Linked DNA regions of Homo sapiens: region 2 is linked to region 1. The links are chromatin contacts, found by Hi-C in ENCODE. All regions are on one chromosome and are shown on one strand. The core of a region is the stretch at or near the end of the contact, and the rest is flanking DNA. Distances in the headings are between cores, read along the strand shown. Region 1 has its middle 140 kb from the start of PJA1. Region 2 has its middle 84 kb from the start of EFNB1.

Region 1 (6,645 bases), core at 2,671-5,170:
CCTGAAATTTTGTCACCCACACCCCTCACCAATCTCTGCCTGTGGGGCTCTCCATTTGACCCAGTGGCCTTCCCCACCAGCCAGAGTGTTGATCAGGGCAGCATCACAGAGAGTTAGGGGTGAAGACAGCAGAGTGGTGCAATGGAACAAGAATGGACTTGTGTTACACAGACTGCATCCCTGCTGTGCTACTACAGCTAGTTTGACCCTGAGCAGATGCATTCGCCTTCCTGGCCCTCACTTTATGACTGTAAAATGGAGGATGATAGTAACTATCCCATTGGGTTGCTGTGAGGTTGCAAATGAGATTGTATATTTAGTTCATAAATGTGGCCAGAGCGCCTATGTTCTGCCAAGCCCAGTGCTAGGTAACTGGGGGAAGGGGGGCCACAGAAATGAACAGGAGGGCCAGTCCCTGTTCTCAAAGAGCTTTCAGTTATACTCACTTCCTCTTTCCCCTTCTGTGGGCAGATACTGAAAGCAACCTCTTCCCAGGCCAAGAATCTGGGTTTCCAGAAGCTCTTCCTCTCTCTTAGGGCAAGAAGGATGGGAAAGGGTCTTCCATCCTGCACTTGACCCTTTGCTGGACTCTTCTTTATTTACACATCAACAGATGATTGACAGGCCCCAAACCCAGTGCCTGAGTACTAGTCCTCCTTATTCATACCCACTGTTTCAGATTAACCCAACATCTCTTGTCCTCATGCCTAGAAAGCTCTCTATGGACACAGATAACGCCTCTTTATAGATGAGGAGACAGAGGCTCAGTCTTGTGAGGGAGGTGGCTCAAGGTCCCAAGACAGGTACGTGATGGAGGAAGGGTTAAAATCCAGATCCCGATGGACTGCAAAGGCCTTTCTCCTTCCTCTACACCACATGGTTGGGAGAGAGCTGGGACGTTGGGATTGTTCCTGAGGCTCTAGGCAACAACGGGGACAGCCAAGTCCAGGCCAGTCCAGGTGCTCACCCCAGGTGTTTCCTCACAAGCTTTTCCTCAGACGTCTTGTCTCTTCCCTTTGCGGAGTAAGGCTCAGAGGAAATGCCTCACCACTCTCCAGGCATGTGCTGGAGGCTGAGGACTGCTGTCTCATAGGGGTAGGAGGAGGGCTGGTAATCTCAGCACAGAGGAAAGCCCCTCCTAGAGCCAGTCTGGCCCTCTCGGCACCCTCTCAGACATTCTCTGGAGCTCTTGCCAAACCTCCCCTGGGTTTTTCCAGAGGTCCAGGGAAATTCCAGGAGTCAAGGACGTCAATGTTTCTGACATACACAGTCACAGCATCCCACAAATGTACCTGGCTGATCACACTCAGCTACAGTCTCTCTTTTGAATATGGGTGTGTAAGCAGGCCTGTGCATGTACACACACATACACACATGCTATAAATGATGAGTCAATTCCACAAGCCTCCTGCAGAAGCCCATATCTTCTCATCCTGTTTACATTTCAGCGAGTCCCACCTCACGTTGCCCTGAGTGTGTGTACAGGTCACAGCAATGCTGAGAGCAGCGTGGGCCAAGCGCAAGACTGGAGCTTCCACCCCTCCTCCACTGGTTTCATGCTCATTTTCTTTCCTTTTCCTGTTCCTCCTCCCAGACAGAGTTGCCTCCCTCTTCCAAAAGGCCACCCATGCTTAGCCACCCCTCACCTCGACACACACATATCATCGTCCCAGGTCTCACTGTCACAAAGAATAAAGCTGAGAGCTGAGTCTGCTGGGGTGTGGGTGGCGTCAGGCCCAGAGAGGTCACATGCAGCTGCCCCAGCTGGCAGGAACGTTCTAGAGAAATGGGTGGAAGGAAGCATTTTAGGAGCAGCAGGCCAGGCCAGAGAGCCCTGTTGGGTACTACGGGCCCAGGCAAGAGGTCTACTTCAAGAAGATTCCATTAGGGAAGTAAGACAAGAGGCAGTGCAACATAGCGACTGAAAGCAGACTGGAGCCAGACTGCTATGTGACATGTGATAGTTACTTAATCTGTCTGTGCCTCATTTTCCCCATCTGTAAAACTGAGATAATAATAGCAACCTACCTCACAGGGTGGTTTTGAGGTCAAGTAAATGAATACATGCAAAATGCTTACACAGGGCCTGGCACAGAAAAGCACTACATAGAAGTGGGGTTATCTTTTTTTTTTTTTTTTTTAATGAGATGGCGTTTCACTGTGTTGCCCAGGCTAGAGTGAAGTGGTGCAAACACAGCTCACTGCAGCCTCCACCTTCTTAGCTCAAGCTATCTTCCCACATAGCTGGGACCACAGGCATATGCCACCACATCTGGCTAATTTTTTTATTTTTTTGTAGAGACAGTGTCTTGCTATGTTGCTTAGGCTGGTCTTGAACTCCTGGGCTTAAATGGTTCACCTGCCTTGGCCTCCCAAAGCTCTGGGAATACAGGTGTGAGCCACTGAACCCGACTGGCTATCATTTTAAGGATCAAAATTATCAGTATTTCTCCATGACCCCCAGTCACTTACACAAACACACACACACACACACACACACACACACACACACACACAAAACCACTCGTATTCTCCTTCCTCTGCAGGTGTCAAATCAGCCTACAGATCTCCAAGCCAGTGCAGGCAGAGGCCGTATGACACAAGCAACCTCAGTCACCACTCATCCTCCATCTACTGGCCAGTCCCCCTCCAATAAATAAATTTCTGATTCTGACCCCCAGCCCAGGCCAAGGCTCACATTGGCTCATGAGAACTGCATGTGCATATCTCTTTACAAAGCTGTATCCAGTGATGTCATATTCATAGCTTGAATTCAGCCACTGTGGGAGTATTTATACCATGGCAATTGGCAACACTACAAATCAGAGATTTTTTTCCCCTCCCCGTGAGCAAGCTGTTAAATATTTACCAGCACAACATTACTTGTACCAACCTTTCATTTCTCCGCATTCCACCCTGGGGCCCTTCTCTACATGACACTTGCTCTTCTTCCAGACGCTAAATCCAACTGTAGCTGACTCCCTGCAGCAGCATTGCCCCATCTGATTAATATCCTGTGACTACTTCCTCTTGGAACCTCAAGGCCCACTGTTGACTGTGCCCCTGCCCTTTGGCACCAAACTTTGTCCACCAGGGAGCCCCCTTCACCGCTAGTCAGACCTACTCCCCAGCCCCCATCCTAAGCAAGTATGGGAGTCTCATGCCAGGCCCCTGCCCCATCCTTTCCTCTGCCTGCACAGTGTTGCCCTAAATTGCCAGTAGGCTGGTATCCAAGTCCTGAGCAAGCCATGATGAGGCATCTGCTGTACCTCTGAAAAGCAGAGTATAAGATTTTGCACGTTGGATGGTTTGCTCCATGAAGGAGCAAGAGACCTGGAGGGGAAGCATGACCCAGGGTGGTGGTTATCTTTTCTTGTGGGCTGAGTGGGCCAGTTTATTTATTCATTAGAATAAAAGCTGCATGAAGGCAGGATTTGACATCTATTTGTTTTTTTTGCTGTGTTCCCAGTGCTTAGATCAGCACTGGGCCCTTACTAAGTATTCAATAAATATAAGTTGAATGAATAAATGAATTAATCTGCTTATTCAACAAATGTTTCCCCTAAGCTTTTATTTGTACCAGGACATTTTAGATCCTGGTGATACAGAAAAGAGCAACATATGGTCCCTGCCTTCAAGAAGCTTCTGGTCCCATGGGCCACAGATGTGGCCGTTAGCGAAACCCGGGAGTCCCTCCAGGACGGCTTGTGAGCACTGGTGCAGATGGGAGCAGGGGCAGGGGCTCCCAGCTTCCAGACCAAGATGGGGTGCTGTGTGGGCCAGAGAAATCACAGTGTTTGTCTGCACGTGCTCAGTGGATTGTGCTAGCTGCTGGCTGTTGGCTGAGGTGGCCGCCCAAGGTCTCTTGGCCAGAACACAGCTCCAACTCCTTCACTCTGGCCCCGCCCACCCAAAGGAGCAGAGCTGTTGGCCAAGAGAGAGGAGTCAGGCAGGGAATCCCAGCCCCTCCCTGCCCCTGACTGGGCCCGGAAGGGCCTGGCATGCTTCTAATATCAAGCAGCAAATTCAATCAGGCAGATGAGAATTCCTATTATTTTAATATATTTAGAAGAGAGTTTAAGGTGGATTTTGTTCCATGCTGTATATTTTTACAACATGAGGTCAGGCCACTTTGATAAATGCTGTAATGCAGGCAGGAGGGGCCTTGGGAAAGGGTGAGTGAGAGAAAGAGTTGAAAGAGGGAGAGGGAAAGAAAGAGAGACAGAGACAGACAAAGGCAGAGACACAGAGACAAAGTCATAGAGACAGAGAGGCAGAGGCAGAGAGAGAGAGGCAGACATAAAGACTGTATGTGCATCTCTGGATCCATTTTTGCACATATGTCTATGACTCCATGTGTGTTTCTGTGTCTGTTTGTTGTTCAAGTCGACAAATCCATTTGGGGATAAATAGGATGATTTTTCCACCTGCAGGAAGCAAGGCAGCCAAAGGCTGATTGGGGCTGCTCCGCTCTGCTGCTCTCAGAAGGCCTTGGGCTGGGACTCGCATTGCTCCCTAGGCCAGGCTCCAGGCTCTGCTTAGAAACTGAGATGCAGGCAGGCGGCCAGAAAGGCAGAGGCAGTCAATCCTTAGCAGGAGAGAGGCACTGGGCCCCCGGGTGCCCCCTGCCCTGCTGGCTCTGCCACGTGACTCCATTCTCACCTTCCCCGGAGGATCCCCATTCCGCTCTTAGAAGCCGGCATACATGGCTCCCAGCATCCAAAACAAATACCACTGGAGCACAGGGACTCACGGTGCCTTCTTTGAGACCAGAATGCATAAGCATGGCAGGAAAGGGTTGACTAACCAGGTTGAAAGAAAAATTTTCTAGTCTGGAGCCTGGGGGATGGATAAGATGACCTTTGGAGGTCTTTGTCATGACAGAAATATTTGACTGAAAGTTTTCTCCTAGTGTCAAGCTTGGGGAAGAGGATGGGATGGGCTTCTCAGTTTCTGGAGAACTTTCCTTGGCTCAGAGTCCTGAGAAAGGGTCCAAGTTGTTGAAGCTGGTGCCAAAAGCCCCTGGCCCAGTCCAGACCTGGCAGGTGACCTAGGCAGCTGCTGAATCCATCTGCCTGCTTTGGACAAATGGCACCCTTACCAGCATGGTGTGTGTCTGCCCACTTAGGGCCTGTACCGGTATCCAGGTGGTGGATGGGATCACATCCACTTTCATTAGCTCCTGCAGTGGGTACACCCAAGACACTTGGGAGGGAGTAAGCTTTGTAAACCTTTCCTCGAGGAAGGAGGAGGCAGAGGGACTCCCATCTGCTGTCTTGGCCTCACTACCAGGCCCCATGGAGCAGCCAGCTCACAAGAGGAACAGGTCTGCCTCAATCATCTCTTCAGCCTAGCTTGGTGGTGCCCTTTTTTTTCCTTTTTGGAGAAGGGCCAGAAAATGACCACATAAAGGACTAGAGGACAGGGAAAGTGAGAATGAGAGGAGGAGAAAGACAAAGGCCACATTATTATCTCTTCAAAAAATTGTAGATGGTTCTTCAAAGCAGGATGATTGGCTGGGCTTGTGGCTGCCTCTAACTATGAGCTAACCTTGAGATAGGGTTGGTGGCCTGGAAACAAAGTGTCAGAGTTGGAGGAGGCTTTGTCTCTGCTCCTGCTGTTCACTAGAAGATGGCAAGTTGTTCTGTGGCTTGTCCCATCCCTGTGCCCCCTCATCCACCATCATCCTCCAAATGAGGCCTAACCACTACCACCCTCAGGGATGGCATATGTGCCAAGGCCAAGGGATATGGTCAGCTCTTGGCCCTTTGGAAAACTTTCACTGTCAGCATTCAAGGGCTGGGGATCAGGCAATACTTGGCCTTATCAATTTCTGTCTCTTACGCCATCAAGGAGCTTCCTTTGAGTGCCTGTTGTATGCCTCTAAGGAACTTGGGCAGAGAGGGTAGAACATGCATAAGCACCAGGAAATCTAAGGGAAATCTCTCTAGGTAGAAAAAGGGCCTAGGCGGTTGGCTTACTGCTAAGGAGCTAAGAAAATAGGCCAGGGTGTCCCCAGGCAGGGACCATTTGGTTCGGGGCAGGAGAGGAGGCTACTTCTTACCCTGGGCTACTGAGGAGGCAAGTAGGAAGTCTTCCTCCCTCCCGTTGCCAGTGTGGCATCAATGGCAGAAGTGGCATCCAGGATGCCAGGTCAGTGAGGGGCCTGTGTAGTTTAGCCCAGGCAGGGCCCTTGGACTCTTGCCTAGAAGTACCCTAGAGGCATTCCTGCCTTTGACATCAGTGGCTTGGGAGGTTTCTTTCTTTCCAGAGAGTGTCCAGCTCTACCCATGAGCCTGTGTAGGTGAAAAGTGAGCACATACAGTGCATGTGCCAATTTCCTGTCCATGCACCAAAGGGGCTTGGGCAGCTAACTAGCCCTTGCCTGCAGCCTCCAGAGTCTGACAGAGATGAAGAGAGTGTACAGGTGCCACAATTTGCCTGTCCAGTCCAATGCCAAGCTTACCTCCTCTCAGAAGCCTTTACTCTGAAGATGGCCCCTAGTGTGGCCACCCACCCTACTGGCCACTGAGGAAGCCAGAGTCTTTCTGTCTGGATCTCTAGGCAGAGACTTTAGACCAGATCAAGCTCCCTGGGGACTCCTGGCCTTCTGTGGTCCCTCACAGCTACTGTCTGAAACAAAGC
Region 2 (6,645 bases), core at 2,323-4,822, 110 kb after region 1:
GAGTTCTACTGGCTTTCTGCTGAGCCAGGGCAGGACTGGGTCGGGGAAAAGGGGAGTTTGGCTGCCCCCCAGGCATTGGAAAGAGGGCAGCCATGCTCTTCACTCTCTGATCCTCAATCTCCTTATCTGTCAAGTGGCAACAGAACCACCAGGCCCACAGGTCTATTGTGAAACTGAAACAGGATAATGAACAGAAAAACACATCATACATATTGTGGGCAGTTACTGGTTTATCATCTACAGTATTAGAGCTGTGGTTCAGAGCACTGACTTTGGAGGAAAACTGATCTAGGTAAACTTCTGCTGGGTGCGGTGGCTTCAGCCTGTAATCCCAGCACTTAGGGAGGCAGAGGCAGGAGGATAGCTCAAGACCTTCCTGGGCAATATAGTAAGACCCTGTTCTCCACAAAAAGGGGGAAAAAAGACCAAAAAAAAAATCACTCCTGAGTCTCTCTTTCCTAAACAGGTAGACTTAGGCAAGTCACTTAATGTCCCTTAGTTTTAGTTTCTACATCTGTGAAATGGGGATTATAATTTCCCTACCTACTTCGCAGATTTAGGAAGAAATTCAATGAAAGCATTTCAATAAACTTCCCAGTCCATGTAAACATTTAATACGTAGCATTTTTAAAGATAGTACTATTCCTCAAGGAAAAAGCACCAGTCTTAAACTTCTGAACTCCTTCCCTCAACCCCACCATTTAGCCCAGGGTCTGCATACAACTGATACTCAATAAATCCTTGTAAGCTAAGAAATCCTATCTGGGCATGGTGGCGACCACCTGTAGTCCCAGCTACTCTGAAGGCTGAAGCAGTAGGATCGCTTGAGCAAGTTTGAGACCACGGTGAGTTATGATCACGCCAAGCTATGATATGCCACGACACACCAGCCTGGGCAACAGAGCAAGACAAATAAATAAATAAAAATAAATCCTTATGTCTCAGCAGCTTTATGGCATTATGGACTATTAAACCTGGAGGGACTGTTGGAGATCATTCATTCCAAGCACTTCATTATACAGATGGAAAAACTGAGGCTGAGAGAGCAGAAGGGACAGGCTCCAGATGAGACTCAGAAGTTCTGCAGCTAGACCTAAGACCAAGGCCTCTGGACTAGGCCTCTGGATCCTCTGCCCACCAAGGTAATTTCTGAATGGGAGAGATTTTCTCCAAGGTAGGGGGTCACTTGGTTATCACCTCCCCAGAACTCCACCACCAGCCCAGAGCCTACTCATTCTACTTCCTGGCCTTGCCCCAGGCCACACCTAGATGGCGGCCTATTCTTGACTCAGCCTACCCCCCCACTCGCAGCTCCTCAGCAGCCTAGGCCGGGTGGTCCGTAATTGCTTCCTATCCTCACAGGCTCTGTTTGTTTGCTCTGTGGCCGCTTCCTCACACCCCAGCACACCGGAGGCGCTGACCAGCAGTGTGGGACTCCTGGGGCCCAACCCCCAGCCTGCTCTCAGATGTTGAGCCAGCCCTCCCCAGACCCACCACCTGGAGCCCAGGAACCCAGCAAGGCCCTAGAGACACCCCCCAAGTCAGCACTTCCTCCAGCTTCCGCCTCCCACCCTCACCCCCCAGCAGCTGGTCCTGCCCCCAGCTGAGGGAGAAGCCAAAAGATCAACAGGTGGCAGTCCATAGTGAAGCCCTGGTAGGCCTTGGGCTAAAAGAGATGAAGCCCCCCTTCCCCTAGCCCACCCTCACTCCCATTCGCAGCCCAGTGGAACTTGGGCAGTAGGTCCAAATGACACTGCCTCATGTCAGGACTTTGAAACGGTTGGGGTTGGAATGTGTGTGGGGGAGGGGAGCGGGAGGGGGGATGGTTACTAAGTTTGTCCCTGAAGGTTTCAGGGACTAGTATAACAAAAAACAACAACAAAACCAATGCAGTGCAGTGAAACAACAGACCTTGGGTTCAAACTCACTGTGTGACATTAAAACAAGTTATTTACATTTTCTTGGCTTCCCTTTTCTCATCTGTAAAATAGGGCTAATACACCATAGCTGCCCCCCCTCCCCGCCCCACTATGGGTTATTGTGAGGTTGAAACCATCTGGTGCACACTGCCTGGTAGGTAGGGTGGGTAGGGAGGTCAGTAGGTAGGTAGGGTAACCAACTGTCCGGGTTTATCTGGGACTGAGGCTTTTCTCAGGATGCAGGACTTTCGGTGCTACAACTGGGACAGTCCTGAGCAAACTGGGATGAGTTGTTCACACTAGGAGTAGGTGTCAGAGGAATGTTTGTCCTGGAAGCAGTTTCCACTACCTACCATTGGCGACCCTCTCACATCTCCACACACCTCCATAGCCCCTGATGTTCCTCAGTCTGAAAGGCTCTTCCCACAAATCTGGCCCAGACTCTTCTTCAGGAAGCCTCCCGGACTTGCATCATTTGGCTCCTCCTTCTTCGTCCCCTTCCTCACACTTACATCCACAGTTTCCCCCACTATACCAGGCCTTCTGCCCCTCGGCCTCTCTGCCACTGGAGCCATCATCTGTCCTCTAAGCTCCCTGTACCTTCGTCTCACCTGATGCCCCCATCACACACCCACACATAAACCACCCCTTCTCCACTCTGTGTAGGCACACGGCCTCACTCACACCACCGCACATGTGCCGCACACCGTGCGCATCCCAGGCACGCCCAAGTTCTGTGTATCTGAACCTCAGGACAAGGATTTCGGTTTAAATAAAGAACCTTCCAACCGACAGTGGGATAAAGCCTCCAAATAGGGGGTAGGGGATAAGCTTTTCCTCAGGGGGTAAGGCTTGTAAGTATGGAATGATGGCAAAGGGCAGGGAGCTATCTGAGAGCAGAGAGACGGCTGCAATGATCTCTAACGGGTCCTTGCCTCCAATGCTTTGCTTCAAGGTCTTCTGGGTTGTTTCCCTTCCCAGAGACCCTGCCCTTGAGGTCTAGGCAGGCCAGGCCAGGAGAAACACAGGACTGAATTCCATTTAGTTGGTTCTGGGCTGCAGATACCAGAGGGAAGTGTGTGCTGCTGCTGCTGCTGCTGCTGCGGCTGCGGCTGCGGCTGCGGCGGCTGCGGCTGCGTGTGTGTGTGTGTGTGTGTGTGTGTGTGTGTGTGTGTGTGTCAGGGGAGATTGTTGGGGAGCGGGCGAGGCCAGGTGAGCAGCCCCTTGGGGCCTGTTCTTTTTTTCCAGCTGGGGAGACACCCCTGAGCTGACTGAGAGGGTCAGAAGGCAGGGACACAGGCATGGAGAAGACACTGCCCTCTCCCTGAGGCCCCTGCCCGCAGGCTCACACTGCCCCTCCTCAGCCCCTGAGGAAAGCGCCGTCAGCAGAATTCCTCACGTCCTGCTGCTGGGGCCATGTTTATCCAGCACAGCAAACCTCCGCAGAAGTGCCTTGGGGCAGCCTCAGAAACCCAGACTCAGAGCAGGCCAGAGAGCCCGAGTGAGGGAGACCCAAGGGACACAGAAAGCCGAGAGACTGGCGAGGAGACACAGAGAGTGGAGCTCGGAGATGGAGAGTGACAGAGCCTACGAGGGCACCCCTCTGGAGCAGCAAGACAGCAAGACGGAGACAGAGGGGAGGAGGCCGGCCTGGGAGGCTGAGATGGGAAACTAGACCACGGAGAAGAACGGGGCTGCACTTGAGATGATGACAAAACCAAGACAGAATGCCGCAGAAACAGAGCCGGGCCGAGAGAGGAAAGGAGTGGAAGGGAGAGAGAAATAAAGGGGTGGGGGGGCAGGAGGAGCGGTAGGGAGACCCAAGCAGGGATGGGGCCGGCAGAGGGCCGGGCTGGGGAGGAGGCCCGAGGCAGCAGGAGGAGCCGAGGGGCGGCTGCGGTGCCCGCTCCGTGCGCACACACAAGGCCCGCCCAGCCCGAGCCCGGTCTAGCCCGGCCTGGCCTGGGCTGTTTGCAGAAGGAAGCCAGCTCTGTGGTCAGGGCGCCCCAGGCCCGGCGGCAGCCGCCCCCTGCACTTAATGAGATTCTTGTTCCGAGCTGCGGGAGATGGGGCCGGGCTGCAGAGGCCCCGCAGCGCCTCTGCTCTCACCCGAAGGGGGCCTGGGCCAGGGCTGGGGCCCGGGCGGCTGAAGGGGCTACACAGGAAGGTGGCTGGACAAAGGCTGGCCACAGAGGCTGTCAGGCCTTGGGAACGCAGGGGGCTGGTTCTGACAGAGGAGCCTTGTGGCCCCGTGGCAGAGGTCTGGGGAGGAGGAGGATGGGGAAAGGGTCTGGGGTTGGCCAGCAGGCAGGAGGCCTGGGTTCAAATATTGGCTCTGTCCCCGACCTGGGCTGAGTGACCTTGGGCAAGTGCCCGCCTTTCTCTCTGGGCCTCAGTTTCCCCATTTGCCACATGAAGGGCAAACTCAGGCAGGTGGGGATCATGAAGAAGCAAAGAGCATGTGCCCTGGCTCAGGAGACAGCTGTCGCTCAGCTCCAGCTGTCGGTTGCCCTGCGAGAATGTGAGCTTGGTATTACTAGAAATTCAGATTTTTTTAGAAGTTATAAATCTGAATTTTTACATCAAACTCTGAATTTTAAGTGATGGCAGCTCATTTCTTATTAATGTAGGCACTGTGTGAGCCAAAGAAAACACTTTGAGGGTCTTAAGTGGCCCATAAGGTGCCTGTTTATGGCAGTCTCTAAGGCACACATCAGCTCTGACAATCACCACGTCTATATAACTCCACCACCATCCTGAGTTGGAATTCAACCCTCACCCAAATTTCATGCCCCTGAAGAATGGACAGAATGTACCCCCAGAAGGAGGCTGCTGTGCACTAGAATTGGGTGAGTGGGAACACATGGTCCAGGACCCAGGGTTTCTTGATGGCCTGTTGACTGACCAGTGATCCTGCTCCCACCCTGTCTTGCTTACAAAGCTCCCATCTAGCAGTGCCTCAGTCCTTCAAGGCCTTCCTTGGGAAATATATTCTGCCTGGGCCTTGACAAAGAGCCAGGCAGATACTATGCAAAGCCACAGCTGGTCTGTCACTTGTCCTTTAGCCCTGGCTGGAGAGAGGCAGTACCCCAGAGCCAAATCCACCAGTAGCCCTGTCCTTACTCTGGCAACTGTAACTCCAGGACCACCACCCTGGCATGGCAGGGAGGTGGGGAGGGGAGAAGAGGGGAAGAAGGAGGTGGAGCATCCTGGTATGTGCTGAGAATGGGCCTTCCCCAGACCTCTGCGTCTCCAACCCTCCCACCTCACAGCCCACGAAGCCCAGGCAAGCATGACAAGGGTTAATTGGATACCCCCAGCTGGAATCATAGAATCATAGGGCTGGAACGGACCTTAGAGGTCATCTGTCAGGGGGAGAGGAGAGATTTTAATTACCTAATTCAGTTGGGTTGGCAGGACCCCCAGCCCCCAGCCCCAGCCCAGGTTGTTTACTGAGGAGGAGGTTAGGCTAGGAAGGGCTAATGGGCTGGGAGCCTCTGAGGGGTAGGGTCTGGCCACATGAGTCACATTCCTGGCAGTGCCATCCCCACCCCCAGTAGTGCCTAGTTCTGGGATAGGCACACAGCACTCAGCTGAATAATTGACTAACAGGTGAAACTAACACTGCCATGAGAGATTGTGACAGACCCCTGAACCAGGAGGCAAATGACCAGGGCTCCAGGACTAGCTCCATTCAAGGTCACACAGCTAGGAAGAGGCTGCACCAAGCCCTTTCCCATCACCCCATGAGACCTCTTTTCATGGAGCTGGGACAGGAACCTCAAAGGCAGCTAGGAGGGAGGGGCCAGTCACCTCAGCTCCCACTCCTGCAGACTCTGAGCCTCTTCAGGCTTCCTAGTGCAGCCTGTGTTTCCCAATCTTCTGAGCTCTACTCGCAGTTTGATCTTAAACAAGAAAACTCCCCCTCACAATTCTTTAGACACAATAGGAAAAAAAAAAATGAGTTGGTTATACCAGTAAGGCTTGAGGTCAGACACCAGGAATAACTTCCTGAAGGTAGGACTCCCCACAGGAGCAGCAATCCAAGTGGACTCTGGAATCTTCTGCCCTGGAGAACTGGAGGCCCCATGGGAAATAGGGAAGTCACATCAGATCTGGGCAAGGGCTAGCTGAGTGACGTTTCCACCTGTATCCCTAAGATCAGAGCTCAGCATTGCAGGGGTGGGGTCAATCTACCTAATTTCCTGCCTACTAGCCTGGAGCTAATGGAACCTAGGAACGTTCCCAGCCCAGGGCTGACACTGCTGATGAGAGATGGGAGCTCAGGCCCACCATAGCCTCTTACTCCCCACATGGTAGAACCCAGCTGAGGCAGATAGACCCAGGCTCATCATCTGTCTTCACTCCAGAGAAACTGAGAAATAAATGCTGGCCCCTTGACTCAGAACCCAAGATGGGTAGGGGACTAGGCTAGAGGACAGAGCAGGAGCTGGGGAGGAGAGGGGGACATTGGGGTAGACACGTGTCTGCATCCCAAGGCAGAGGGAAGTGAGAAAGACACAGAACTCTCTTGGGAACTCTCAATATCACTTTAAAGAGTGTTCATAGTTACCTTGTTCTCTGCTTTAAAAGTCCTGAGGGTTTAATAACACTTTTAAGTGGCATCTTCTGTAGGGAAGTTCCCATTGGCTGCAGGCCCAGCCTGTGTCATTTCCATCCCAGCCCTTTTCCCACAGCCGAGCAGTGCATTCATACTGGCCCTGGA

Evidence for each region. Hi-C counts contacts between places; a loop is a spot of excess contacts on that map. Pooled maps may share reads with other maps.
Region 2: a loop to region 1 is called in a pooled map, with 2.8 times the contacts of the local background. The contact joins two enhancer-like sites. A Hi-C loop is called at or near these places in 1 of 168 maps with a recorded cell type or tissue (PC-3), 1 of 37 single-sample maps with no recorded cell type and 5 of 50 pooled maps.

Annotation. Positions count from the first base shown.
Region 1 is chrX:69,022,391-69,029,035 of GRCh38, reverse strand. No RefSeq gene overlaps it. Among named protein-coding and RNA genes, the nearest start is that of PJA1, 140 kb to the left of the region's middle. RefSeq lists an enhancer at 507-696. Within about 2 kb of position 3,920, at least 11 of the 41 ENCODE cell types and tissues checked have a DNase peak (open chromatin) inside an H3K27ac peak, as active enhancers do.
Region 2 is chrX:68,909,526-68,916,170 of GRCh38, reverse strand. No RefSeq gene overlaps it. Among named protein-coding and RNA genes, the nearest start is that of EFNB1, 84 kb to the right of the region's middle. RefSeq lists enhancers at 2,758-3,422, 3,423-4,087. Within about 2 kb of position 3,572, at least 2 of the 41 ENCODE cell types and tissues checked have a DNase peak (open chromatin) inside an H3K27ac peak, as active enhancers do.